2 separate regions of the Homo sapiens genome follow, and region 2 is linked to region 1. A link is an interaction called in ENCODE POLR2A ChIA-PET data of the cell type or tissue named here. Cell type or tissue: Panc1. All regions are shown on one strand. Links, peaks and the distances in the headings refer to the core of each region. The heading gives the core; the rest is flanking DNA.

Region 1 (10,611 bases), core at 715-3,214:
GGGGCCTCAAGAGATGTGATAAGATGACAAGATTAACTTTGGTTATGTAGGGGAAGAAAAATAATTTTCTTTCTACCCTCCATAGTTCTTAACTGGGACTCCCTGAGCAGATTAACAAGAGAAAAACAAACAAAAGTTTATTAGCGTGTATACCTCATGTACGCATGGAAGAAAACCGTGGAGAAATGCATAAACCTCCAGAGTAGATCTCCAAGGAAAAGTTTAATCTTCAGGTTTAAATGCTGCCCTTTTTATTAAACAAAGAAAGAAAGGTGTGGGGAAAGACCCCACAGTCTTTCAAGATGGCCAGAAAAAGCACTGAAAAGCAAGGGTCAGTTTTGTTGTTTTGTTTTGTTTTTTTGAGATGGAGTCTCACTCTGTCGCCCAGGCTGGAGTGCAATGGCGGGATCTTGGCTCACTGCAAGCTCCGCCTCCTGGGTTCAAGGGATTCTCTTGCCTCAGCTTTCCGAGTAGCTGGGATTACAAGGATGCGCCACAGCACCAGGCTAATTTTTGTATTCTTAGTAGAGACAGGGTTTCACCATGTTGGCCAGGCTGGTCCTGAACCCCTGACCTCAGGTGATCCACCCGCCTTGGCCTCCCAAAGTGCTGGGAGTACAGGCGTGAGCCACCACTGCTCCTGGCCAAGGGTCAGGTTTGTTATGCAGAGTTAAGTCCAGGCCTTCTCCATCCTTTAGGAGTTTCTAGTGATTTTCTTTATAGATGTAAATTTCCTTACAAAAGGGCGACTTTTCTGAAATACTCCTGTGTCTGCAGTTTCTCAAAATAACCAGCTCGAAATAACCCATACATAAAAGAGACATATTTTGGGGTAGCATATTCTGGTCTCCTGCAGTCATATTTGGGGGTGGTGTGTCCTGAGACCTATCAGTCACCTTTTCTAAATCTTTTCCAGTTCTGCCCTCTCTCTCTTTGGGCCACCACACTGGCTCTCCTTCCATACTTTGACTCTTTTGTTCCAGCTTCACTGAGGCCTAGAACTCCCTTCAAGGTATTCCTCCTGGGCCAGGTGCGGTGGCTTGTGCTTGTAATCCCAGCACTTTGGGAGGCTGAGGCAGGCGGATCAGTTGACCTGTAATTCCAGCTACTCGGGAGGCTGAGGCAGGAGAATTGCTTGAACCAGGAATTGGAGGTTGCAGTGAGCAGAGATTGCGCCACTGCACTTCAGCCTGGGTGACAAGAGCAAGACTCCATCTCAAAAAAATAAAAAGATATCCCGGCCAGGCACGGTGGCTCACACCTGTAATCCCAGCACTTTGGGAGGCGGAGGCAGGCAGATCACAAAGTCAGGAGATTGAGACCATCCCGGCCAACATGGTGAAACCCTATCTCTACTAAAAATACAAAAGTTAGCTGGGCGTGGTGGCGTGTGCCTGTAATCCCAGCTACTCGAGAGGCTGAGGCAGGAGAATTGCTTGAACCAGGAATTGGAGGTTGCAGTGAGCAGAGATCGCGCCACTGCCCTCCAGCCTGGGCGACAGAGCAAGATTCTGCAAAAAAAAAAAAAAAAAAAAAAAAAAAAAAAATCCCTTCTGTTTCAACCAAAATGCTTACCTTTTGAATGCTACTCTATCTGCTATATGTAGGTCATCTGATTAAATTAGTTCATTCATATTACAATATGAATGAGGCTTAACTTTTCCAGGACATATTTATATTTGTATTTTCTTTTTTTCTTTCTTTCTTTTTTTTTTTTTGAGACGGAGTCTTACTCTTTTGCCCAGGCTGGAGTGCAGTGGCATGATCTCTGCTCACTGCAACCTCTGCCTCCCGGTTTCAAGCTGATTCTCCTGCCTCAGCCTCCCTCAGCCTCCCGAGTAGCTGGGATTACCGGCGTCCACCACCACACCCAGCTAATTTTTGTATTTTTAGTAGAGATGGGGTTTTACCATCTTGGCCAGGCTGGTCTTGGACTCTTGATCTTGTGATCCACCTGCCTCAGCCTCCCAAAGTGCTGGGATTACAGGCATGAGCCACTACACCTGGCCTTTTTTTTTTTTAAGGTAGGGTCTTGCTCTGTCACCCAGGCTGGAGTATGGTGGCACTATCACAGCTCACTGCATCCTTGAACTGGGATCATGCCATTCTCTCACCTCAGCCTCCTGGTTAGTTGGGACCACAGGTGCATGCCATCATGCCTGGCTAATTTTTTTCTTTTGCAGTTTTTTCGTGGAGATGGAGGTTTGCCATGTTGCCCAGGCTGTATCTGTATTTTCCAAAGAGAATTTTATTAGCGGAAGTGAACTTCCAGTTGGCAAGTGTTGCCAGGGAAATGGCTCTGAGCAACGACATTACTTCCCTCATTGCTTCCCTTATCAGTCAGTTAATAGCTATTTCTGGAGCACTGACTGTGTCAGGCACTGGTCTACGTGCTGGGGATGCAGCCAGTAAAGACAGAGTCAGCCCTTGAGAGGCATGTGTTGTGTGGGACATTTATTGGCCATAATAAGGATGGCACCATGTCTGAGAGGCTGAAAAAGAGACCCAGAGCCAGTGAGCGAGACATAGGGTTTATTGAGGACTTCTACATGGAGTGGTCCAGGGGCAGTGAGCTGGACAGGAGAACCGTGACCTGCCACCACACCCAGCTAATTTTTGTATTTTTTATAGAGACGGGGTTTTGCCATGTTGCCCAGGCTAGTCTTGAACTCCTGAGCTCAAGTGGTCCATCAGCCTCAGCCTCAGCCTCCTAAAGTGCTAGGATGACAGGTGTGAGCCATCGCGCCTGGCCTGCCCTGCTCATTTTTCTACATAGCACTTACCTTAACCCTTCATCTATTTGTTTATTATTTATTTATTTTTGTCTTTCTTCTCCCACTATGATGTCAGCAACTTCAGGGTAGAGATTTTGCCTGCTGTGTTCACAACTGTGCCAGCACATGGCTGACCTTGAAGAACAGTCCTGGAGTAAATGAATACTTGGATGAAAAGTAGGAAAAGGGAGAAAGCTGCTGATACAGGTCAGCAGAGCCAGATCACACAGGGCCTAGTAGACCAGGATGGGGAGTTTGCATTTTGTTCTAATTTTTTTTTTTTTTTTTTTTTGGAGACAGAGTCTCACTCTGTCGCCCAGGCTGGGGTGCAATGGCGTGATCTCGGCTCACTGCAAGCTCCGCCTCCCAGGTTCACACCATTCTCTTGCCTCAGCCTCCTGAGCAGCTGGGACTACAGGCGCTTACCACCACGCACAGCTAATTTTTTGTATTTTTTTTAGTAGAGACGGGGTTTCACCATGTTAGCCAGGATGGTCTCGATCTCCTGACTTCGTGATCTGCCTGCCTTGGCCTCCCAAAGTGTTGGGATTACAGGCGTGGGCCACCATGCCTGGCCTTTGTTCTAATTTTAATGTGAAGCCATGGAGCATCTAAGCAGAAGAGTGACCCAATATGTTATTTTAGGATGATCACTCAGTTGAACTTCCAGGGCCTAGAACTTGATGTTATGATTGACAGGATGCACATCACTTTTTGAAGAAACCCACTTCATTGCTGAAAGTCTTTAATTATTAAACATTAGGGCAGGCGCCGTGGCTCACACCTGTAATCCCAGCACTTTGGAAGGCCGAGACAGGCAGATTACTTGAGCTCAGAAGTTCAAGATCAGCCTGGGCAACATGGTGAAATCCGTCTTTACAAAAAAATACAAAAATTAGCCAGGCGTGGTGGCAAGCACCTATAGTCCCAACTACTTGGGGTGGGGGCTGAGGCAGGAGGATCGTTTGAACCCCAGAAGTCGAGGCTGCAGTGAACTGAGATTGTGCCACTGTACTCCAGCCTGGAGGACAAAGTGAGACCCTGTCTCGAAAAAAAAAAGAAAAAGAAAAAAATCCATTTTTTCACACATTGAATCTTTCTTTCTTCTCTAAAACTGGTACCCATTAACCCAAAGTCTGTGCTCAGAATCCACTGAAAACAAGTTTAAAACTCCTTCCACATAATGGTTTTTGAAATATTTGGAGACTTTCTTAGTCTTCTCCAGGGTAGGCTTTCATGATACTTTGACTTATTATCCTGTTACATGACTTTCAGAGTTTTCATTGTCCTTCAGAGAGGTCTGGCTTTTCAGTATGCTCCTGAAGAACTGCCAAACTTTGGTCTGACCAACACAGTGCAAAGCAGTAATTGTGTTCAAGACTGGAGTTTTCTGTGTCTGAACACAGCCTAATTCAATTACACTTCAGCTGTGTCACTAGCAGGTCAGGCTAAACTTGTGGTTGATGGAAACATCTGGAACTTCTTCAAGCTCATGCTGCTTCCTCCTCCACTTCACCTGCATGCTGAGATTTGCAGTGATCTTGTGAAATGTATCCTGTGGTTTCCGGCTGAAGTGGTAAGGTTTTTGAGATCAACTCTCTCTGCGTTCTCTCAGTTGCGTAACATCTGAAAATTTGTAGTTTTGTTCTTATACTTTTTTTTTTTTTTTTTGAGATGGAGTCCTGCTCTGTCACCTAGGCTGGAGTGCAATGGCGCCATCTTGGCTCACTGCAACCTCTGCCTCCCAGGTTCAAGCAATTCTCTGCCTCAGCCTCCCGAATAGCTGGGATTACAGGTGCCTACCACCACGCCCAGCTAATTTTTGTAGTTTTAGTAGAGGCAGGGTTTCACCGTCTTGGCCAGGCTGGTCTTGAACTCCTGACCTCGTGATCCACCCACCTTGGCCTCCCAAAGTCCTGGGATTACAGGCATGAACCACCACGCCTGGCTCTTGTTTTTATTCTTTATCCAATTTGTTGAAGATATTGAACAGAATAGGACTGTGGAAATAATTCTATAGTCTTGTTTTTTTTTTTACACAGTCTCACTCTGTTGTCCAGGCTAGCGTGCAGTGGTGTGATCTTAGCTCACTGCAACCTCCACCTTTCAGGTTCAAGAGATTCTTATGCCTCGGCCTCCTAAGTAGCTGGCATTACAGGCATGCGCCACTACACTCAGTTAATTTTTTGTATTTTTAGGAGAGATGGGGTTTCATAATGTTGGCCAGGCTGGTCTTGAACTCCTGACCTCAGGTGATCCGCCTGCCTCGGCCTCCCAAAGTGCTGGGATTACAGGTGTGAGCTGCTGCATCCAGCCTATTGTCTTATTCTTGAAATTTTTTCTTCTTCGTTTTCTTTTCCAAGATGGAGTCTTGCTCTGTTGCCCAGGCTGGAATGCAGTGGCGCAATCTCTGCTCACTGCAACCTCTGCCTCCCAGGTTCAAGCAATTCTCCTGCCTCAGCCTCCCGAGTAGCTGGGATTATAGGTGCCCACCACCATACCGGGCTAATTTTTGTATTTTTAGTAGAAACAGGATTTCACCATGTTGGGCAGGCTGGTCTCAAACTCCTGACCTCAGGTGATCCCCCCACCTCGGCCTCCCAAAGTGCTGGGATTACAGGCGTGAGCCAGTGTGCCTGGCCTGAAATTTTTTCTTAACTGTCAGCTTTTAAAATAATGAACTGGGGGGTAGAGGAGTATATTTGTGTGTATGTAGTGTGAGGTTCCTTAGCTGTGGGATATTGGCAGACAGACAAAAGTGAAGGTTTTCAAACAGAGCCAGTAGATGAAGGGGACATGCCATGGTGAAGAAAATTAATGAGAGAACACATAGAAACAAAGGGGAAAGCACAGATATTCTTGACAGGTTAAATAATAAGTTGAATTTCCTTTGATCTAGGAGACAAGGGCAGTCATCTGTCAAGCTCCTTGACGTATTTTTGCTTGTTCACATATCCAGACATTGTGAACCCAGAAAATCTGAGGCAGGTCTCAGTTAATTTAGAAAGTTTATTTTGCCAAGGTTGAGGATGTGCCTGCGCCCGTGACACAGCCTCAGGAAGTCCTGACGACATGCGCCCAAGGTGGTCGGGGCACAGCCTGGCTTTATACATTTTAGGGAGACATGAGACATTAATTGCTTTATGTAAGAAGTACATTGGTTCGGTCTGGAAAGGCGGGACAACTTGAAGCAAAGGCAGGAAGACTCAAAGCAGAGAAGTTACATTCTTTTGAGTTTCTGATTAGTTTTTCCAAAGGAGGCAATCAGATATGCATCTATCTCAGTGAGCAGAGGGGTGACTTTGAATAGAATGGGGGGCAAGTTTGCCCTAAGCAGTTTCCAGCTTGAGGTTTCCTTAGTGATTTTGGGGGCTGAAGATATTTTACTTTCACAATATCATAAGACTGCTTCTTAAGATCCATGGTCCTCTCGAAGAGGCCAGTATGAATCAACATCGGTGGGTGTTCATACTCACTTTAAACTTAAAGATTTAGGCCAGGTGGGGTGGCTCAAGCCTGTAATCTCAGCACTTTGGGAGGCTGAGGCCGGCAGATTGCTTGAGGCCAGGAGTTCAAGACCAGCCTGGGCAACATGGCAAAACGCAGTTTCTACCAAAAAACAAAAGAAAACAAAACAAAACCCAAAATTAGTTGGGTGTGGTGACTTACACCTGTAGTCCCAGCTACTTGAGAGGCTGAGGATCACTTGAGTTTGGGAAGTTGAAGATACAGAGAGTGGAGATCATCCCACTGTATTCTAGCCTGGGTGACAGAGTGAGACCCTGTTTCAAAAATAAATATAAATAAATATATATAAAGATTTAAGCTTAAGGCCGGGCGCAGTGGCTCACACCTGTAATCCCAGAACTTTGGGAGGCCGAGGTGGGTGGATCACAAGGTCAGGAGTTTGAGACCAGCCTGACCAACATGGTGAAACCCCATCTCTACTAAAAATACAAAAATTAGCCAGGTGTGGTAGGGCATGCCTGTAATCCCAGCTACTCAGGAGGCTGAGGTAGGAGAATTGCTTTAATCTGGGAGGCGGAGGTTTGCAGTGAGCTGAGATCGTGTCACTGCACTCCAGCCTGGGCGACAGAGCAAGACTCCATCTGAAAAAAAAAAAAAAAAAAAGATTTAAGCTTAAAACAAAAAGCAATAGATGATATTTGTGGGAGACATTCATGCCTCTACTCTCTTAAAAAATAATGAATCATTCCCCAAGTCCTCATTTTACTTTCATATAATCTAGACCTATGGCAGCTAATAAACCTCTGTGGAGTTTGGGTGTTTCATGTTATAGCTATTGAGCAGAACTTTTCATATACAGTTTGTACAAGCAGCTGTCAAATCACTTAGAAGTACCATATCCCAAGCCACAGTTCGGTATCTTACTCCCAAGGATGCCAGTAGATAACTCATCAAATGCTTTACTAAAAGAGGGATATACATTGTAGCTAAAGTGTTGCCCTTTTCTACTAACCTAATAACAATGTCAAAAAACATAATTGGATTTAATTTGTTGAAACCTTCAAATGTTTTGAAGAGAGTTCATATTATTTTTCAGTCATCATTTCACATTCATCTACATACCCATAAACCATTTGTTTAACAATTCATACCATTGGGCTGTGGATTTATGTCAAACTTACTGAGGCTTGGCTGTCAGAATCTATTGCTTTTCCTTCTGTGTCTTCAGGCATCTTTGTGTTCATCGTTTTTGAAAATGTTTTTTTCTCCCATCATGAAATAATACAAACACATTACATAAAATTTGGAAGCAGAGAAAACAAGAAAAAAAAATCTCCTTCTAACTCAAATACTCAATATTTTGGTACACTAACTTCCAGCATTTTTTCTAGATATATTCTTTTTAAAAAAATTTTTAGGCCGGGCATGGTGGCTCACGCCTGTAATCCCAGCACTTTGGGAGGCTGAGTTGAGCGGATCACAAGGTCAAGAGATGGAGACCATCTGGCCAACATGGTGAAACCCCATCTCTACTAAAAATACAAAAATTAGCTGGGTGTGGTGGCACACACCTGTAGTCCCAGCTACTTGGGAGGCTGAGGCAGGAGAATCTCTTGAACTGGAGAGGCTGAGGTTGCAGTGAGCCGAGATTGCACCACTGCACTCCAGCCTGGCAACAGAGAGAGAGACCCCATCTCAAAAAAAAGAAAATCTTTATGTTAAGTTCCAGGGTACATGTGCAGAATGTGCAGGTTTGTGTATGTGGGTATATATTCTTAACAGTATCACAGTGTTGTACATGTATTTTTTTTAATTGAGACAGGTTTTAGCTCTGTTGCCCAGGCTGGAGTGCAGTTGTGTGATCTCAGCTGACTGCAACCTCTGCCTCTGAGTTCAAGTGATCCTCCTGCCTCAGCCTCCTGAGTAGCTAGGACTACAAGCGTGTGCCACCATGCGTGGCTAATTTTTGTATTTTTGGTAGAGATGGGGTTTCACTATGTTGCCCGGGATGGTTTCAAACTCTTGAGCTCAAATGATCTGTCAGCCTCAGCCTCCCAAAGGTCTGAGATTACAGGCATGAGCCACCTCACCCAGCCAATTGTACATGAATTTTAAAATACAATTTTCATTTTATTAGATTGTCCTCCTTACCATCCTATATTGTAAATATTGTTGATAGTGAACTTCCCAGGGTCACAATTACACGTTTTAACAACTTGGAATATGTTTTCCTGGGTTTCTAGCCCCTAAATTCATTTTGGACAGCTAGTTTCTTGTATTATTTTCTAGCTGGACTTTTATTCCATCTTCCTGATATACATTTTTATTTTTCAGTGTGAGTGTAATTTCTTTCTTTCTTTCTTTTTTTTTTTTTTTTTTGCTATATAGGTGTTTTAGTCTGTTCTTGGGTTGCTGTGAAGAAATATCTGAGACTAGAAAATTTACAGAGAAAACAGTTTTAATTGGCTTATGGTTCTGCAGGCTGTTTACACAGCCAGCATTTGCTGGGCTTCTGGAGAGGCCTCCAGGAAATTTTATTCATGGTAGAAGGTGAAGAGGGAGCAGGGAGCAAGAGAAGGAGCTGGGAGGAGGTGCCACACACTTAAACAACCAGATCTCATGAGGACTCAACTCACACGTGCCAAGGAAATGGTGCTACTCCATTCCTGAGAAATCTGCCCATAATCCATTCACCTCTCACCAGGTCACACCTTCAACCCTGGGAATTACACTTCAGCATGAGATTTGGGGGCACAAATATTCAAACTCTACCAATAAGTCAGAAGAAAACTAACAATTAAATAATCGGTCTCTCTCTTTGTCAGCTTTCAACCTTAGGTTTAGAAACTTCATCCTTGTAAATCGGAACAAAAATTGGGCTAACCTTTCAGGAAGGCAACTAGGCAGTATGTTTGAAGATTCTTAAATGTTTTACCCTTTGCTTAAGTAATTCCACATCTAGGACTCTATCCTAAGGAAACAATTTATTCAAAAATTTTATAAAAGGGCCGAGTGAGGTGGCTTATGCCTATAATCCCAGCACTTTGGGAGGCTGACGTGGGCGGATCACTTGAGGCCAGGAATCCGAGACCAGTCTGGCCAACATGGTGAAACCCTGCTTTTGTAAAAATACAAAAAATTAGCCAGGTATGGGTGGTGGGCACCTGTAATCCCAGTTACTTGGGAGGCTGAGACAGGAGAACAGCTTGAACCCAGGAGGCGGAAGTTGCAGTGAATAAGATAGCACCATTGCATCTGCACTCCAGCCTGGGTGACAGAGCAAGACTCTGTTTCAATGAAAAAAAATTTGTAAAAGAATCTTGGTTGCTCTGCCTATGGGGAAGCCATTCTTTTACTCCTTTACTTTCCTAATAAACTTACTTTCACTTAAAAAAAAAAAGAATCTTAACTGTACCTTTATTCATAATGGTGAAAGATAGCACCCAAATATCCCAAAGTAAAGAAATGGTCAAAATAGAGAGCATCTACATGATGTAAGATTGTGTAGACATTAAAGAAAAAAGCAAGCTTTGAAGACACAAATAATAATCTGGGAAAGTGCTCATGATATGAAAATAAAATATACAACAATATACCGAATATGATTCCAATTCTGATTATGACATATACAAATGCTGAAAAGAAATAACCCTAAATGGTGATATTATAGGATTTTTAGTCATTTCCTGTTTGTTTTCCAGATTGATTTAAATGATACTGTATTACTCTCATAATGAGAAAAGTATAATTCCATATGTACGAATCATCTTCCTTGTGAAATACAATAACTCTTCCTTCCTCTTTCCATCCTGACTTCTACACTTTATTGTCTTTGCATTTTTTCTGATCTTTATCACATCTTGGATTTAGTTTAGTCAGCTGAGCTCCTGACATTTTATGGACTTGGTTTATACTGTACTTCGTTTTTTTTTTTTTAATTTTTTTTGAGACAGAGTCTTACTCTGTCACCTAGGCTAGAGTGCAATGGCACTATTGCTGCTCATTGCAACCTCCACTTCCTGGGCTCAAGCGATTCTCGTGCCTCAGCCTCCTGAGTAGCTGGGATTACAGACGTGCACCACCATGCCTGGCTAATTTTTTTTTATTTTTAGTAGAGACGGGGTTTCTTCATGTTGACCAGGCTTGTTTCGAACTCCTGGTCTCATGTGATCCACCTGCCTCGGCCTCCCAAAGTGCTGGGATTACAGGCATGAGCCACCGTGCCCGGCCTCTATGCTGTACTTCGAATTCATCCCATGTAATATTCCCCTTCCTCCATCCTTTTTTTTTCTTTCCCAACCTGAGCTCATCAGAAAAACTTCCTGGGAAGTCATATTAGTTTCTCTGGCTGCCTCCTCATCTTCTGCAC
Region 2 (16,124 bases), core at 7,647-10,146, 150 kb before region 1:
AAAAAAAAAAAAAGATTTTTTTTCCTGAAAAATAATGATCTCTCAGTGTCCAGAGGCACTTTATCCATACTTCTCATTTTATTACAAAGAATATTTTTAAAAAGTAATAAAAAGTAAGGTTTTTTTAATATTCTCAAAAATTACCAGAAAGTAGGCGGCCCATTGCTCAGACAAGAATCCCTGCAGCACAGTCAGGGTTTAATGACATTAATACTGCTTCATCAAGGCCACTCTCAAGTGAAACTGACTCTTTTCCTTTATTACTGCACTTGGTGGGAGGGGAAGATCAGGACGGCCGCTAGTGGCTGTGCCACTGCCTTGACTCACACCAAGACACAAGCAGTTTCGTCCACCTCTGCTTTTGCACCATTCGGGCAACTGTCAACAGTGAAAACAACAAAAGCATCTAAGTACTACCATGAAAAGTGGTTTGGCCTTAAAGACCCTCTGGTCTTGTAGACTCCCGGCAGTCCACAGACCATGCCTTGAGAATAGCTGTCCCAGAGGGCAGGCAAACTAAAACTTCAGGATGGGTTTTCATGGTTTTTTGTTTTTTTAACAAAACAATAAGTACACAGATAATCTCAAAACATCTAAGTGTGTCTAAAAGACCAAAGACTGCTGTTTTTAAAGACTTAAGAATTTGCAAGCATGGCTGCGCGCAGTGGCTCATGCCTGTAATCCCAGCACTTTGGCAGGATCCTTTGACCCCAGGAATTCAAGACCAGCCTGGATAACATAGAAAGAATCTATCTTAAAAAAAAAAAAAAAAGCCAGATGTTGGTGCTACAGGGGCACAACTATACTCTCAACTACTTAGGAGGCTAAGGTAGGAGGATCGCTTGAGCCCAGGAGGTTGAGGCTGCAGTGAGCCATGACTGCACCACTGCACTTCAGCCTGGGCGACAGGGCAAGACCCTGTCCCCAAAACAAAACAAACAAAACAAAAACAGAATTAACAGAGAATATATACAATTATCAAACATGGAAAATACTAAGTCTATGCACAGATCAGCTCACTCAGGCTCTGTGGGTGGGTAAGGGCATCTCTAAGGCAAAGCAAAAGCAAACTCCTGTCCAGAGTAGAGCGCACACATGAAAAAGTAATTTACTGGTTAAGTTCAAAAGTTCAACTACCTGGCTGGGCAAGGTGGCTCACGCCTGTAATCCCAGCACTTTGGGAGGCCAAGGTGGGCGGATCGCCTGAGGTCAGGAGTTTGAGACCAGTCTGGCCAACATGGTAAAACCCTGTCTCTACTAAAAATACAAAAATTAGCCAGGCGTGGTGGTATATGCCTGTAGTCCCAGCTACTCGGGAGGCTGAGGCAGGAGAATCGCTTGAACCTGGGAGGTGGAGGTTGCAGTGAGCCGAGATCGCGCCACCACACTCCAGCCTGAGTAACAGAGTGAGACTCTGTCTCAAACAAACAAACAAACAAAAAGTTCAACTACCTAACAATGTCAATGAATTGGAAGGAAATTTATATAACTGCTCTCAGAAACCAAAAATAACAATATTTTTTAAGCTAAGGTGTAATTTTCTTATATTGAAGTGTTTATTTAGCAGTTTCAGCAACTGCAAAAGATCCCTCAAACAAGGAAAAGCTATAATGACTTAGTCCAGTTTTCAGTGACAAGCAACACAGACCAGCCACGTCTGAGTTTCCATTTGTGAGTTCATTCATGGGAAATCTTTTTGCAGTGTTCACAGTATTCATCATGTACAAATATTCCTCATATAAATAGGAAAAAGCATCCCCAAATAATGAAAACACAAACAAAAAAATCATTAATCAAAAAAAAAAAATCTCTGTTGGTATCACCTATAAAATTAAAGAGAGATTCCCAAGGTAGAAATCCATTAATATATTTGCTATAAAGTTTAGTGAAAGGGACTGGGGAGATATTGAACCAGTCCTCACCTTCACTCCAAGCCTGGCATAGCACCTGGCACTAGGAGGCCAACAGCTGGTACTTGTTTATTGAACAAAGGAATGAACACACAAACGAACGAGTGAACAAAGTAGATGATGACAGACCAGCACGATCTACTAACTGAGTCTGATTTCTTCTCTTTTATTTATTTATTTATTCTTTGAGACGGAGTCTCACTCTGTCGCCCAGGCTGGAGTGCAGTGGCGTGATCTCGGCTCACTGCAAGCTCCACCTCCCAGGTTCATGACATTCTCCTGTCTCAGCTGGGACACAGGCGCCTGCCACCACGTCTGGCTAATTTTTTTGTACTTTTTAGTGGAGACGGGGTTTCACCGTGTTAACCAGGATGGTCTCGATCTCCTGACCTTGTGATCCGCCCACCTCGGCCTCCCAAAGTGCTGGGATTACAGGCGTGAGCCACCGCGCCCAGCCCTGAGTCTGATTTCTATGTGGAGCTCTCAGAATATTGAAGACTTCTGATTTTATCTATCTAAAATACAAGACTATTTTCAAATACAGAATTTTGAGAGGTTGATAGTTTCTAATACTTCCAATCCATCTGAGAGAGTGACAGCATATATTGTACAGAGCTATCAGGTATACTAATGCAGGCAACAGGCATTGGCTTTCCTAAGTTTTTCCATCCCTAGAAAAATAATCTATCATAAATGCTAATTCATCAATGGAACAGACATGGTCCACAGGAGTCCAAGACAAGGAGGTGTCACCTGCCTTGTATGCAAAAATAGAGAAGGCACAAGTTAGACATGGTACCCCCTAAGGCCTCACAGAAGCATCCAAGACTTTCAACAAGTGAACCTGAGGAGAAAGGGAGAACGAACCCCTAAGTCTTATTCACCCCCTGCCTCCATCCCATCCCAGCCCTGGTATATTCTGTCTTTCATGAGTGGACGTCACAGTGCTTCCTAAACTCCCTCAAGCCTTTACTTACAAGAGGTAACTCAAAAACTTACCAAAAAGTTAAGGTTTTCTGATAACTGACAACCACTATTTATTCTTCTTCTTTTTTTTTTTTTTTTTTTTTTGAGACTGGGGAGGGAGTGCGATGACGTGATCTCAGCTCACTGCAACCTCCGCCTCCCGGGTTCAAGCGATTCTCCTGCCTCAGCCTCCTAAGTAGCTGGGATTACAGGCGCACACCACCACGCCCGGCTAATTTTTGTATTTTTAGTAGAGACAGGGTTTCATCGTGTTGGCCAGGCTGGTCTTGAACTCCTAGCCTTGTGATCCGCCCACCTCGGCCTCCCAAAGTGTTGGGATTACAGGTGCAAGCCACCGCGCCCGGCCGACAACCACCATTTCAATCAAAAGTGCTATACTTCCCACACATCAACTCAACTAATGAGCAGCAAATTATTTGTTGCTGACCTCTTTTTCTGCTCTTATTACTGGTGAAGGTAAAATGAAATGAAGATTTGTGCTAAAAATGCATGAAGTAAGACTATAACCAATTTTTTAAAAAGCTAGATAAACCAAACAACGCATAAGGTAACAGAAGATTGACATAGACAGTCCCAGTTAGACAAGCACACGCAAACATATACACGGTGCTTTAATGCCCAAGCTGTATTTTATGTCATTGATTCAAATTAGTTGACATGGATTAAATGTATTCCCTCATTTTTACAAACTAGTTTTCAAAGCTCAAGTTACAATATTTGACAACCTTGAGACTAAAGTAATGCCCTAAAATGCAGTTCTCTAAATTATACCATTACAAAGGTACTAATTAATTAACAGTCAATGAAATATAGTCAATTCAATCTCATAGCCAGAAGGTCTAAAAACACTGGATAATCGGATTGAAATTCTTTTCCTTCCAAATATTCTTTCTTTCAAAATTTCAGTTTATCTGCAAATAACACGCTATCAACCTATAGTTGCCTTGGACAACCTATTTTGATTACAGCATCTTTTCCAGTAAATCTTTCTTATGCTGTATATCATCCATCTATCCAAAAGAGATACAGAAAGTGAATTAGTGTCAATGCCAATTTTTATAATACGTAATTGAGCATAACCTCCATGGAGGATGGGTGGTTCCAACAACAAATTACATAAATGCTCAAATCCTTACCCAACCTATTTCAAAAAGACGAATTTCAGCTTTTATGGAAGCAATGATTTTAAACTGCTTATCTGTTATTTCTAAGAAACACACATAAAAATCTATACCTATGTTACATCCAAACTTTCAATGGGGCTTGCAATGTTCAAGAATAAACACCATAATCCTTGGCAAGTTAGAAAATCGTAAAATTCTGTTAATGAACCATAAAATACAACACTTTTTTAAACTAATATGCTAATTTAACTGTAAAGAAAAGGAAATCTACTTTTTTTTTTTAAACAAAAAATGCAAAACATTTTTCAGAGTAGCAGAATCACATGAACTTCAAATGTGCATATACAAACTATATTTTCAGTCTAGCACAATTCCTGGGATATATTTAGGTCCAAATAAATAATGCATAGATGGTGCATTAGTCCATTTTCACACTGCTGTAAAGAAATACCTGTGACTAGGTAATTTATAAAGAAAAGAGGTTTAACTGGCTCACGGTACTGCAGGCTGTCCAGGAAGCACAGTGGCTTCCGCTTGGCTTCTGGGGAGGCCTCAGAAAACTTACAATCATGGCAGAAAGCAAAGCCGGAGCAAGCTTTCTTGCAGGCACAAGTGTCAGGGGAAGATTCTACACACTTTTAAACCACCAGATCCCCGAGAACTCACTATCACAGTAACAGCCCAAGGTGATGGTGCTAAACCATCCACAAAGGATCCGCCCCCATGATCTGATCACCTCCCACCAGGCCCCACCTCCAACACTGCGGATCACAGTTCCACATGAGATTTGGGTGGGGCACAGATCCAAACCTTTTTAAGACGGATAAAACCAATGGGAAAAAAAAAAAGGTTGGCTAAACACTACAATTCACAAATTTACTCATACTTCAACAAGGTGTCCACTGAACAAGCAAAATATTAGTTGCTCTGAATCTATGCAATGATGTAAAAATATTAAAACCCAGGCTTTCATTTTAAAGCAACGAAGAGTGTCTAGAGATCACACGGGAAAGACCTCTTTAGAAGTGCAATCGTTTTCTCAAAATTAGATTTCCTGGAAAGGAAGTGTCCTCTACAGATCAAGAAGTTGCCAGCAATTCGCAGTCCCTTAGAAGCAGACAGGAGCTCTTTTCTCCAGGTGTGGTAAAACTCTGCACTAAGCTGACATCCCTCTCTCACCTGGCAGACAGTGCAGGGCATGGCAAATGGGTGGAAAAGAATGAAAGTAGATGGCTGTGTAATTTTACCTACCTGGTATCAGGCTCCAACCACCCAAACGGATTAGCCCAACTGATCGAATGCATTCTTTAAATTTTAAGTTCTAACTGCCATCCAACTTCAGCACAAAGGATTCATATCCACCGGTATCTTTTCTATGACATTTAAAAAAAAAAAAAAAAAAAAAAAACCTGGAAAAGCTACAATGCTACATGAAGCTGCCTGGGCAGCGTTTTCTGCCCTGCCATAGACTCTTGGCAAAGGAGGCTGTGTATTTTCCAGGCATGATACAGAAAGTGATAATTAGCCACCTGGGCACCAGTTTTATTTTGGATTCCAGACAGACCTTTAGGTGATCCAGATAAGCCTTTTGTTCATGGAATGTTGTCAGCATCTGTACAATGGGGATCTTTTTATAAAGAACTTTAAGAGCATCCAATGAAACTTTCTTTTTAGAGCAAGTCTTCATAGTAAAGCAACTAAACCCATAAATAAGTCACATTTTTAATTCAAAGCTGCTTTCCCTCCCCCACCCCGTTCTTTAATGGGAGACCTGTAATTAAAATGAGCAAGAAATCAATGTACTGAAACCCAGAGGCAAATTTCTGTTATCCCGTCTTCCTAGACATCTGTAGCAAGGGATTCGGGGTGTGTTTGGAAACTGGCAATCATTCTAATGGGCTTCTGCCAGCTCCCATCACTCAACCCACTAACTCGATGATGACAGAGCAAACTAGGGCAGGCATTCAAATCTGACAGCTGGCTGGAGAAAAGGGAAGGAAGCCACATTTTTTAATGAAAAGATGAAAATAATGTATTCCATTTTTCCTCCACACCAACCATAATAATTGTCCACAGGAAGCCCCTGAAGCCCACTAATAGGAACACAGCCACAAGAAACTTGGCAGAGTCCAGCAAAGCATATTCTCCTACCAAAATGCTTGACTTTTTCAAGTTAAAAAAAAAATTGCCAATGAAGAGCACAGATAGCCATCTGCCAAGAACCTTCCATCTTCTCCATTCAGGCATTTGTACCTATTGGAAAGGATTAATTTTACGTGTAAAGGAATAGGGATTGAATGATTGGATTATAAACCCTTAGAGAAACATGCTTTGCCTACCAGGAACTTCTAAATTTACATTTTAAAGCCAACTAAATCTTTAAATGTCTACTCTATCTGTGAAATTCAAATAGCAATTACACAAGGGTTGGTTTTTTTTTTCTCCCTATTATTAATGAATATGCAGCAACAGAAAACGGATGCTAGAAGATCTAGTGGTACCACTAAATATAGGTAGTGTTTTCCAAGGAAAGCAAGGGCTGGACCCGATCCAGAGAGCATCACAGGGGAGTGGACAGCCCGTGGATTAGTCTGAGGAAAGCAGAGGGACAATGCTGGTTGTCAGTTCCAGTTCAACATCACTTTGCCAATGCACCATTTTCAATAAAATGAGAAGTGAGCAGAAAACTCTGGGTTTAAGTAATGGCACTTCAGGGACAGCAGGTTCACCAGCTGTGAAATCCCCACGGCCTTCAGGCAGCTTCATTCCCACACCTGCCTCACGTGTGGAGTGCACGCAGTGTCGGCACCTTGGGGAAGTGAACAGAGACCAGCCCATGGACAATCACTGTGCTCTGCCTTCTCTCCTGATGGGAGAGATAGGGGCGGGCTGAAATCCCAGGAAGAGCAGTTTCCATCCCATCAAAAAGGCCTACCCCTCTCTTGGCCGGGCGCAGTGGCTCACACCTGTAATCCCAGCACTTTGGGAGGCCGAGGTGAGTGGATCACTTGAGGTCAGGAGTTTGAGATCAGCCTGGCCAACATGGTGAAACCCCGTCTCTACTAAAAACACAAAAATTAGCCGGGCGTGGTGGCGTGCGCCTGTAATCTCAGCTACTCAGGAGGCTGAGGCAGGAGAAATGCTTGAACCCAGGAGACAGAGGTTGCAGTGAGCCGAGATCGTGCCACTGCACTCCAGCCTGCACTAGAGTGAAACGCTGTCTCAAAAAAAAAAAAAAAAAAAAAAAAAAAGGCCTACCATCCTTTCCAGCAGCCAGCATGGGAGTGTGTGGAACAGAGACTGAGGAGCCAAGGCAGAAGATTCAGGGTGAATAACAAGTTTGGTGCTTGCCTTGCAGCCTTGCTTCTTCGTATTTGGGTAGTTGCTAACAAGACAAACAGGTTCCAGCAATTCTCAAACGTTATTGCTAAGGACTAAGGGACAAGCTTGCTGCTAACTTCCTGAGGCTTGTAAACAGTAATCTGCCAAAAATAAGTAAGTAAAAGAACAAGAACTAAAGACATAAACACTAAGAATAGTACCCAACCGCCCTTGGCACTTTGGGCAGCGTAATGCTGCAATGTATTATCATAGGAAGCTTTCCCCTCCGCCGCCCCCATGAAGGAGTCAAGAATAGGAACCAGCTACTTGGCCAGGATTATTTGAAATTTGACGTTCCTAGAAGCAGAGGAGATTTCCTGTAGAGGCTTTTCTAGCAAGACAAAGTGAAAACTACCAACAAACATTTCCTGGGCTTCTCCTAGCACGAGGTCCTGCACAGGATACTGTCATGCAAATTAATATTTGTCCCTCTCTTTCCAGGCACCCAGGAATTGTAGTTTTCTGTGCAACAGAGATTGGGGAGCTAAGGCTGAGGATTCAGGGTGAATAACAAGTCTGGTGCTTGTCTGCAGAACAGCCAGCTGACTTTTGAAGTTGATTCCTCCAACATGATGAAGCGTATGTAGCTCAGGAAAAACGGCAGCTGGCCTTAAATCATATAGCATAAGCAAAGGGCTCTTCCCTGGACTATGTCTCATTTACTATTTGAATAAACAAAATTCAACAACCTGAACAATAAATAAAATAAAAAGGGAATCTGCTGGATCCACTGAAAAGTAATGCTTACTTATTCAAATTTATTATGCCCCATTTCCCCATGCATTACATTTAAACCTCTGATTTTTTAAAAGAATAACATCATTATTGAAAACTAATGTTATGCTTCAAAGCTCTATTACTTGAACTGTTCATAAATGGATTTATGGCTACTGCTGAGTTCTGTGAAAGACTGTATTGTATGCCTTCTCCTTCAGTTTCACCAAGACTATTAATAAAGATATCCCTACATCAACATTTGCCCTCCTGCAGGGAGCTAGGTATTCATACCTGAAAAAAACTTTCACTTAAATTGCTTTAATGGGTTTTAAGTAAAACACTACTCCCAGTGATTTATTTTTCCCTTTGATTGGCCAAGGATTTGAATTATAGCTCACAGGGTAAATTCATAAATAATCATGCTAACACCTTATTTAGGAGCTATAATGCAATAGGAGCTGCAGGTTTCTATCTGCCCATTGTTGAAGCCTCCTAAACATTACAGAGCTGTGTATGTAGGTGTGTATGGAATAATACATCATCCAATATATAGGCATCTCTGTCTCTCCCACTAAATCAGGGTCAGGAATGATATCTCCTTTGTAGACTAAATTGGAAACCAGGTATATTTCAGAGACTAATAGGAGCTTCTTAGCTTTTAAAACATGTAATATTAAACCACATTGCAACAATTTCAATATGTCCCCAGCATAAGATTTCTCAACACAAGTCACCAAGAATGGAGGGCATGCTATCATTTAAGTCACTGGACTGAAAATAACCCAAACATAGAGTAGATTCTTAATATAACACTGTTAAAATAACAGAATGTCACATACTCAATGACAGCTCAAACCGTGATAATAAAGAAACCAATCAATCAATAAATGTGACTAAAAGGACCACCTTGTGCAGAAAAGAAACCAAAACCACTGTTCTTGCAGGAGGCAGAGCCAGGACAGGCTCCAATATTTAGGAGCTTTCTCTATCCAACTCTGTTTACTGTCCCTATTTTTCCCTTATGATTAAACTTTTCATCTTCATTTAAAAAAACAAATTTCACAAAGCTTTCAGCCCATCTCTTCCAGTGTCTTCTAGAACTTGGTTCTATGAATTATTCCTTCTTTACCCTAAATCTTCAACTTCTCCCTCAAAACCAGCAAACATCTCAGTGCTCTGGTAAATGGTGACATCTACACAGGTTATGAGAAACTGGGCTCTCTTATTGCTGGTGTCACCCAGAGCCACTTGACATCCTTGTACCTCAGTTTCTCATTCATAACACTGGGAACAGTAATTGTCCCAACACCTCAGACTTGTTGGATGGATTTGATGAGCTCTTTGATATACAGCTGTTGGATGTAGGTGATATGGAGCAAGCCCTCCAAAATGTCAGCTACTTTAATTATCAACAACCTCTTCCCTTGCCCTGTAACATGCTCAAGTCTCTCATATTCTTTAAAAAAAAAAAAAAAAAAAAATTTCTTGGCCTCTTTTTCACTTTTCTCTCTTTCCTTCTAAGTTTCCTGAAGGAGTACTCCATAGTCACTCTACTGCCATTATAAACATTTACCTGAAATTAGTTTCCCACAACCACCAAGCTCCTAAAACCGCCTGGACAAAGGTCCTAAGGATCTTCACACGGCCTGGTATCTCCACGCTGCCAAACTTATTCAGTCTTTGTATCTTGACACTGCCAAGTGACTCCATCTTTACATTCTAAGACCTCTTTTGCTACATCTGAAGTTCCTGACCACTCACTCATTCTGGAACCTTTCTACTTTCCCCAGCCCCTGAGACACGACTCCCTCTTGGTCCACCCCGATTCTCATTCTCCAGCTCCTTGGTGGGCTGCTCCTTTTCTTTGTGCCCCTCCAACATAGGGGATGGATCTGCTTTCATAGTTTTAACTACTGCATACATCTAATAAGAACCAAGAGTGTGTCTCTATCTGAATCTGTCAAATTTGACTCACAAACCCAAGGTGAACTGGACATCACCATTTGTGTCTTCTACAGACACATCAAACCCAAAATGTCCAAAAGGGAATTGATCCTGTCCACCCTCAGTGTCTATTCTTATATTCCTAATTTCAGATCACGGAACCACTGCCAGAAATCTGTGGGTTATCTTCAATGTTCCCTCTGTCTCACCACTCATACACTTAACCGGCATATGGCTGCTAATTTTTTTAAGTATTTGGCAGGTTTTCTCCCTTCTCCTCATTCTTACTACCACTGCCCTAGTTCATTCCTTATCTCACTTGAACTTTCACAAAAACCTCTTACCTAATCTCTCTGCCTCCACCTCCACATTGCCCTCAGAGTGGTCTGCAGAGAGCACAAAGCCGTCCACATCACTGAATGCGTCATGAGCTTTCCATCAATGATTGCATAAAAACCACGTTCTCTGACATACATCCAGCCAACTTCTTTGGCCTCACCTTCTGCCTATCATCTCCCTGAATGTCATGTCCACTTGGCATCATGTCACCTATGGTTTCCTATACAGGCTTTCCAATTGCTCAAAGTGGGTCCAGCCGCAGGCACTCCACTCACACCTCCCAGGTTAGCAGGTGAACTCCTACCATCTTCCAAATTCAGCTCTGGCTTTACCTGCAAGAAGCCTTCTTTATCCCACGTCACAAGCTGACCTGGTTTAGTGCTTCCTTTCCTCATCCCTCACCTGCGCTCCTATGGCAACCCATGGCCACCTTCCTTTGCCACTTCATTTGCCCGTTCCTACAAAACGTGGCTACTTCTCATCAGTCCCTTGAGGGCGGGAACTGTGTTCTGGTTATCTTCATGTTCTCAACTGCCACACAGTAGGACTCATTATTAACTGAACTGAGAACATTTGTACTAAATTATAAGCAAAAAGAAACACCCCAAATACTTAAAGAAGAACAATGCCTGGAATAGTTTTGTACAACCAGTATTCTGAGATAGGTATCAATATGGACATATATGGTATACTCATCCTCCCCTGGGGAGTAAAGCAGCAAACATAGATAAATCACTCATCACAATATTCGTTTATAACCATGAAGAAAAGCTTGACATAATAAACTATAGATAGTCTTCATGCCCATTAGGATGGCTACTGTTTCTAAAAGGTGTTGGCAATGATGCAGAGAAATTGGAACCTTTGTGCACTGTTGCTTAGACTGTAAAATGGTTGTAACCACAATGGAAAATTGTACAGAAGCCCCTCAAAAAATTAAATAGAACCATCATGTAATCCAGCAATCTCAATTCTGGCTATCTATCCTAAAGAATTGAAAGCAGGGTCTCAGAAATATTTGTACACCCGTGTTCATAGCCACACTACTCAAGAGTAGCCAAGAGGTGGAAGCAACGAAGAGTTGTTGTTTGATAGGCAGACAGTTTCAGTTTTGCAAGACGAAAAGTTCTGGAGGTCTGTTTCAAAAGGTGACTATAGTTAACCCAGGCATGGTTGCTCATACCTGTAATCCCAGCACTTGGGGAGGCCAAGGCGGGGGGATCACTTGAGGTCAGGAGTTTGAGACCAGCCTGGCCAACATGGCAAAACCGCATCTCTACTAAAAATGCAAAAATTAGCTGAGCGTGGTGGCACGCACCTGTAGTCCCAGCTACTCAGGTGGCTAAGGCACGAGAATTGCCTGAACCCATGAGGTGGAGGTTGCAGTGAGCCGAGACTGTGCCACTGCACTCCAGCCTGGGCGACAGAGCTAGACTCCATCTCAAACAACAACAAAAAAAGGTGAATATACTTAACACTACTACCAAACCGTATGTGTACAAGTGGTTAAAACTGTAATTTTATTCATTGACAGATTAAAAAAATAGAATGATGTTGAAGATCCCTAACACAAAAATCTGAAATCTGAAATGCTCCAAAATTCGAAACTTTTTAAGTACCAACATGATGCTCAAGGAAATGCTCATTAGAGCATTTCAGATTTCTGGATTAGGGATGCTCAACCTGGAAGAATTATGCAAATATTCCAAAATCTAAAAAAATCCCCAATCTGAACCATTTCTGATCCCAAGCATTTCAGATAAGGGATATTCAATGTACATATCCATATATATAATGTTATATTATTCAGCCCTGAAAAGGAAAGGAAGCCTGTCACATGCTACAATGTGGGTGAGCCTGGAGGATAGTACGCTAAGTGAAACAAGCGAATCACAAAAAGACAAATACTGTATGAGTCCATTTATGAGTTAGTTAAAGCAGTCAAATTCATAGAAACAAAGTAGAATAGTAACTGCCAAAGCCTAGGAGGAAGAGGAAACCAAGAGCTGTTGTTTGATAGGCAAACAGTTTCAGTTTTGCAAGATGAAAAAGTTCTGGAGGTCTGTTTCAAAAGGTGAATCTACTTAACACTACCAAACTGTAGGCTTGCAAGTGGTTAAGATTGTAATTTTTATGTTAGGCGTCTTTTACCACAGTTTTTTGTATAGATTAAAAACTGCAGATTGAAATTTTGAAAAACTTAAAAGGAATACCCAAATTTTCATTTACTGCTTTAAAACAAATGCTGTCAGCCAGGTAATCCCAGCACTCTGAGAAGCCAATGTGGGCGGATCACTTGAGCTCAGGAGTTCAAGACCAGACAATGGGGCGAAATCCCATCTTCTACAAAAAAATACAAAAATTAGCCGGGCATGGTGTCCCACTACTTGGAAGGCTGAGATGGGAGGATCAACTGAGCCCAGGAGGTTGAGGGTACAGCGAGCCGCGATCGCACCACTGTACTCCAGCCCGGAAGACAGAGCAAGGCCCTGTCTCAAAAAAAAAAAAAAAAGAAAAGAAAAGAAAAGAAAATGCTGTCTACCACATGGTGCATCAATATCCACAGCATCATTCCTCTGTGCTTTCTACAGCCAAACTGCCCATATATTTCTTCTCTAAATTGGATCTTAATCTACATGAGAAAATGCAGAACCAGTAAATACAAAAATCGAGCATTAAATAAAATTAAGTATCTCAAACGAGAAGTTCGATTTTTAAAGTAAACATCATCACTCTGTCTGCCCAGTGCACTAAAATCTCTGGAAGCTTTTAGCAGCAGCAGGATCCTAATTGCATAACCTTGTTTCCAATGAGTGAGAAATTATGCTATAATTTTACTTATCAAAAGAACATATGAGTAGCGCGACGCCACCCACCTCCCCATCATCCATCTGCCTTTCTCGTTCATTAATTACATATGCTTCCGACTCTTCCTTTCTGATTACCCTGAACACTAACACTCTCCAAATGGGGACTGTTCCCTCTCTGTCTTGCTTCCAAATTGTCTGATTAAACCACACTCCTCACAGCTTCTAATCCTACAGTTACCCAGGGAGCTTTCCTTCCCCAATCTTACTCTCTCCACACCAAAATGCCTTCCTCACTCCAACTATCACTTAGTTCTTTGCCACTTAACTTTTTCAGCTAATCTTCCAAATTAGCCCATCACCAACTTTGATTTTTCTCCTAAGATGTTTAAAGCCATCATGAGCCACTATTCACTTCAAAAGTGTGGTTGGGTTTTGAGTCTATTATTGTATGACCACCACCTTGTTTCTTCAGTTTCCCTCTAGGGGTATAAATCGTGTCTGCATGTGGCAGATAGAATCTGTGGGCTGGAATCTTCATGGTTTTAAGCGTTACTCTGATTTTAGTCTGTTTCATTTCCTTCCAGGTCTCAGAGATATTGAGCTTGGACTTCGACCATGGGTTCTGGAGTCCATTCAATTCCCAGCCTTGGCCATTCCTGGCTGTGTAATTTCAAGGAAATTACCTAAACACTCTGAGTTTTGATTCTATCGTCAATAAAATGAAGGAAATGCTAGCATTTGCCATGTACATTGACATAGGGATTAATCATGGAAATAAAGAGTTGAGGTCCATGTCCTGGTACAGAGACTCAAAAAATCCTCAGTGATGGTAGATGCCAGCTCCCTTGGGGAAGGAAATATGATGGCTCTACTTCTTTGGAGTTTAGACGATGTCACAGAGCCTTATCCTGAGGAGCTCCCTGACTCTGCAGAGGCCATGAACAATGTCACAAACAGAGTTGGACGACAGTGGTGCCATCAGGATGCAGGCATCAGCACTGTATCCTGAATAATGGTACCATTAAGAGTAACTCCCCTTGAATGGCTCACACCCCCCATGACACATTACAGACTACACATCTTGATGTTACCACAAATCTCTAGAGGCCCTTGATGTATTCAAGTCTTCTGTGTAATAAGTCACAAAACTAGTGCTGAACTTAGCTGAGTTGGAAAAAAAAAGAAAAAGGGCAACGACAAACCACCTGTGACCCAGGCACCCAGCATCTCTCAGTAAGACATTTGCCCTTAAGTCAAAGGCAAGAACTCCAAAAGACAAGCTAAAAAAGAAAAACAGAAAACGTTTTTAAAGATATATCTTTTCTTCCTTAAAGTCCTGCATCAAAATGACACATCCACCATCTAACAAATTAATAAATTCCCTTAAAATTATAAATCCAGCATGGTCTAGACTGTGGGGCAAAAGGCACTCACACCCCAGGGGTGAAAATGTAATCTTGCACTAGGTTTTTAGAGGGTAACTTGGCAACAAATATCAAAAGCCCTAAAAAAAAAAAAAAAAAAAAAGTCTACACTGGGGCCGGGCATGCTGGCTCATGCCTGTAATCCCAGCACTTTGGGAGGCTGAGGGAGGTGGATCACCTGAGGTCAGGAGTTCGAGACCAGCCTGGCAACATGGAGAAACCCTGTCTCTACCAAAAATACAAAAATTAGCTGGGCATGGTGGCAGGCACCTGTAGCCCCAGCTACTCGGGAGGCTGAGGCAGGAGAATCGCTTGAACCTGGGAGGCAGAGGTTACAGTGAGCCAAGATTGTGCCACCACACTCCAGCCCGGGTGACAGAGACAGACTCTGTCTCAAAAAAAAAAAAAAAAAAAAAAAAAAGTCTTGATTGTTTGACTGAATGATTGCTTCTACTAGTTTTTACTGCAATAATTAGATATTCATATAAATATGTATGTAGAAAGGTATTCATGGCAGCATTACTTATAATAATGAAAAATAAAAAACAACAATAGAGGGTGAATTAAAGATTAAATTAATGACAGGGCGAGGCATGGTGGCGGGTGCCTGTAATCTCAGCTACTTTGGAGGCTGAGGCAGGAGAATCACTTGAACCCAGAAGGCAGAGGTTGCAGTGAGCGGAGATCGCGCCACTGTACTCCAGTCTGGGCAACAGAGCGAGACTCTGTCACGAAAAAAAAAAAAAAGAGAGAGAATGAATGACAGAACATTCACAAGGAAAAATATTACACAGCCATTTAAAAGCTAAATTCTTGAAAAAATAAGAAAATGTGAAAATACACATGACAAGTGTAAAAAGCAGCATAAAACTATGTAAAAACTACATTACCAAATACACATCTAAAGGTACAAGGAAAAAAAAGACTGTAAAGATATGGCATTATGGATGATTTATTCTCTTTCAAATTGGCTCCAAAGAACATATATGACTTTTACACGTGAAGGAAAAGGCAAATGATTTTTAGAAAAATTTTGCCTAGTGTTTGCTAGCAGTTTTTACCACACTCCTTCCCACAAGTCTAATTTTCACACACACAAAATACTCTAATGTTTTCCAAAACTTCCTTCATAAACTGACTCTAAACCAACTCCTGCATTTGCAGCTGAACCTGAAAAACTCAGATGGAAATTATTCTAATTTCATTCAACAAGTAGCATTTCACCCACCCAAAGACTGAGTAGGTGAGAGAAGAACCATACTTAGCAACCATATCCTTAGCTTTAAACTTAATAGTTACAATATTCAATTAAAAAAAAAAAACAGTTAAACCCATATTGAAATAATGCTAAAAACAGACATGCTGCCTGTGCCAATTATTTTCCCTAGTGGGAGACTTTCCAGGTTAAACATCAATGTTGGTGGAATTCCTTCCCATAATTAAGGAAAGAGTGAAAAAGAAGGAACCTGCAACACCTACTTTCCTGTA

The links. Peaks named below come from ENCODE experiments on the same cell type or tissue, not always from the same donor. Only the 100,000 strongest peaks of a DNase experiment are listed, where the experiment ranks them.
Region 2: POLR2A ChIA-PET joins it to region 1 with 17 read pairs; 6 of 35 experiments call an interaction of 5 or more read pairs at or near these places.

The regions. Positions count from the first base shown.
Region 1 is chr17:66,240,240-66,250,850 of GRCh38, reverse strand. No RefSeq gene overlaps it. Among named protein-coding and RNA genes, the nearest start is that of APOH, 16 kb to the right of the region's middle. In Panc1, for the core only: no CTCF peak of the experiment used is centred there; no DNase peak of the experiment used is centred there.
Region 2 is chr17:66,395,891-66,412,014 of GRCh38, reverse strand. The region is part of intron 2 of PRKCA (protein kinase C alpha); the gene reads right to left. It overlaps PRKCA-AS1 (PRKCA antisense RNA 1), which reads left to right. Exons shown (of 4, transcript NR_110822.1): 4 at 13,797-13,946. Among named protein-coding and RNA genes, the nearest start is that of PRKCA-AS1, 13 kb to the left of the region's middle. In Panc1, for the core only: no CTCF peak of the experiment used is centred there; no DNase peak of the experiment used is centred there; H3K27ac peaks cover 381 bases.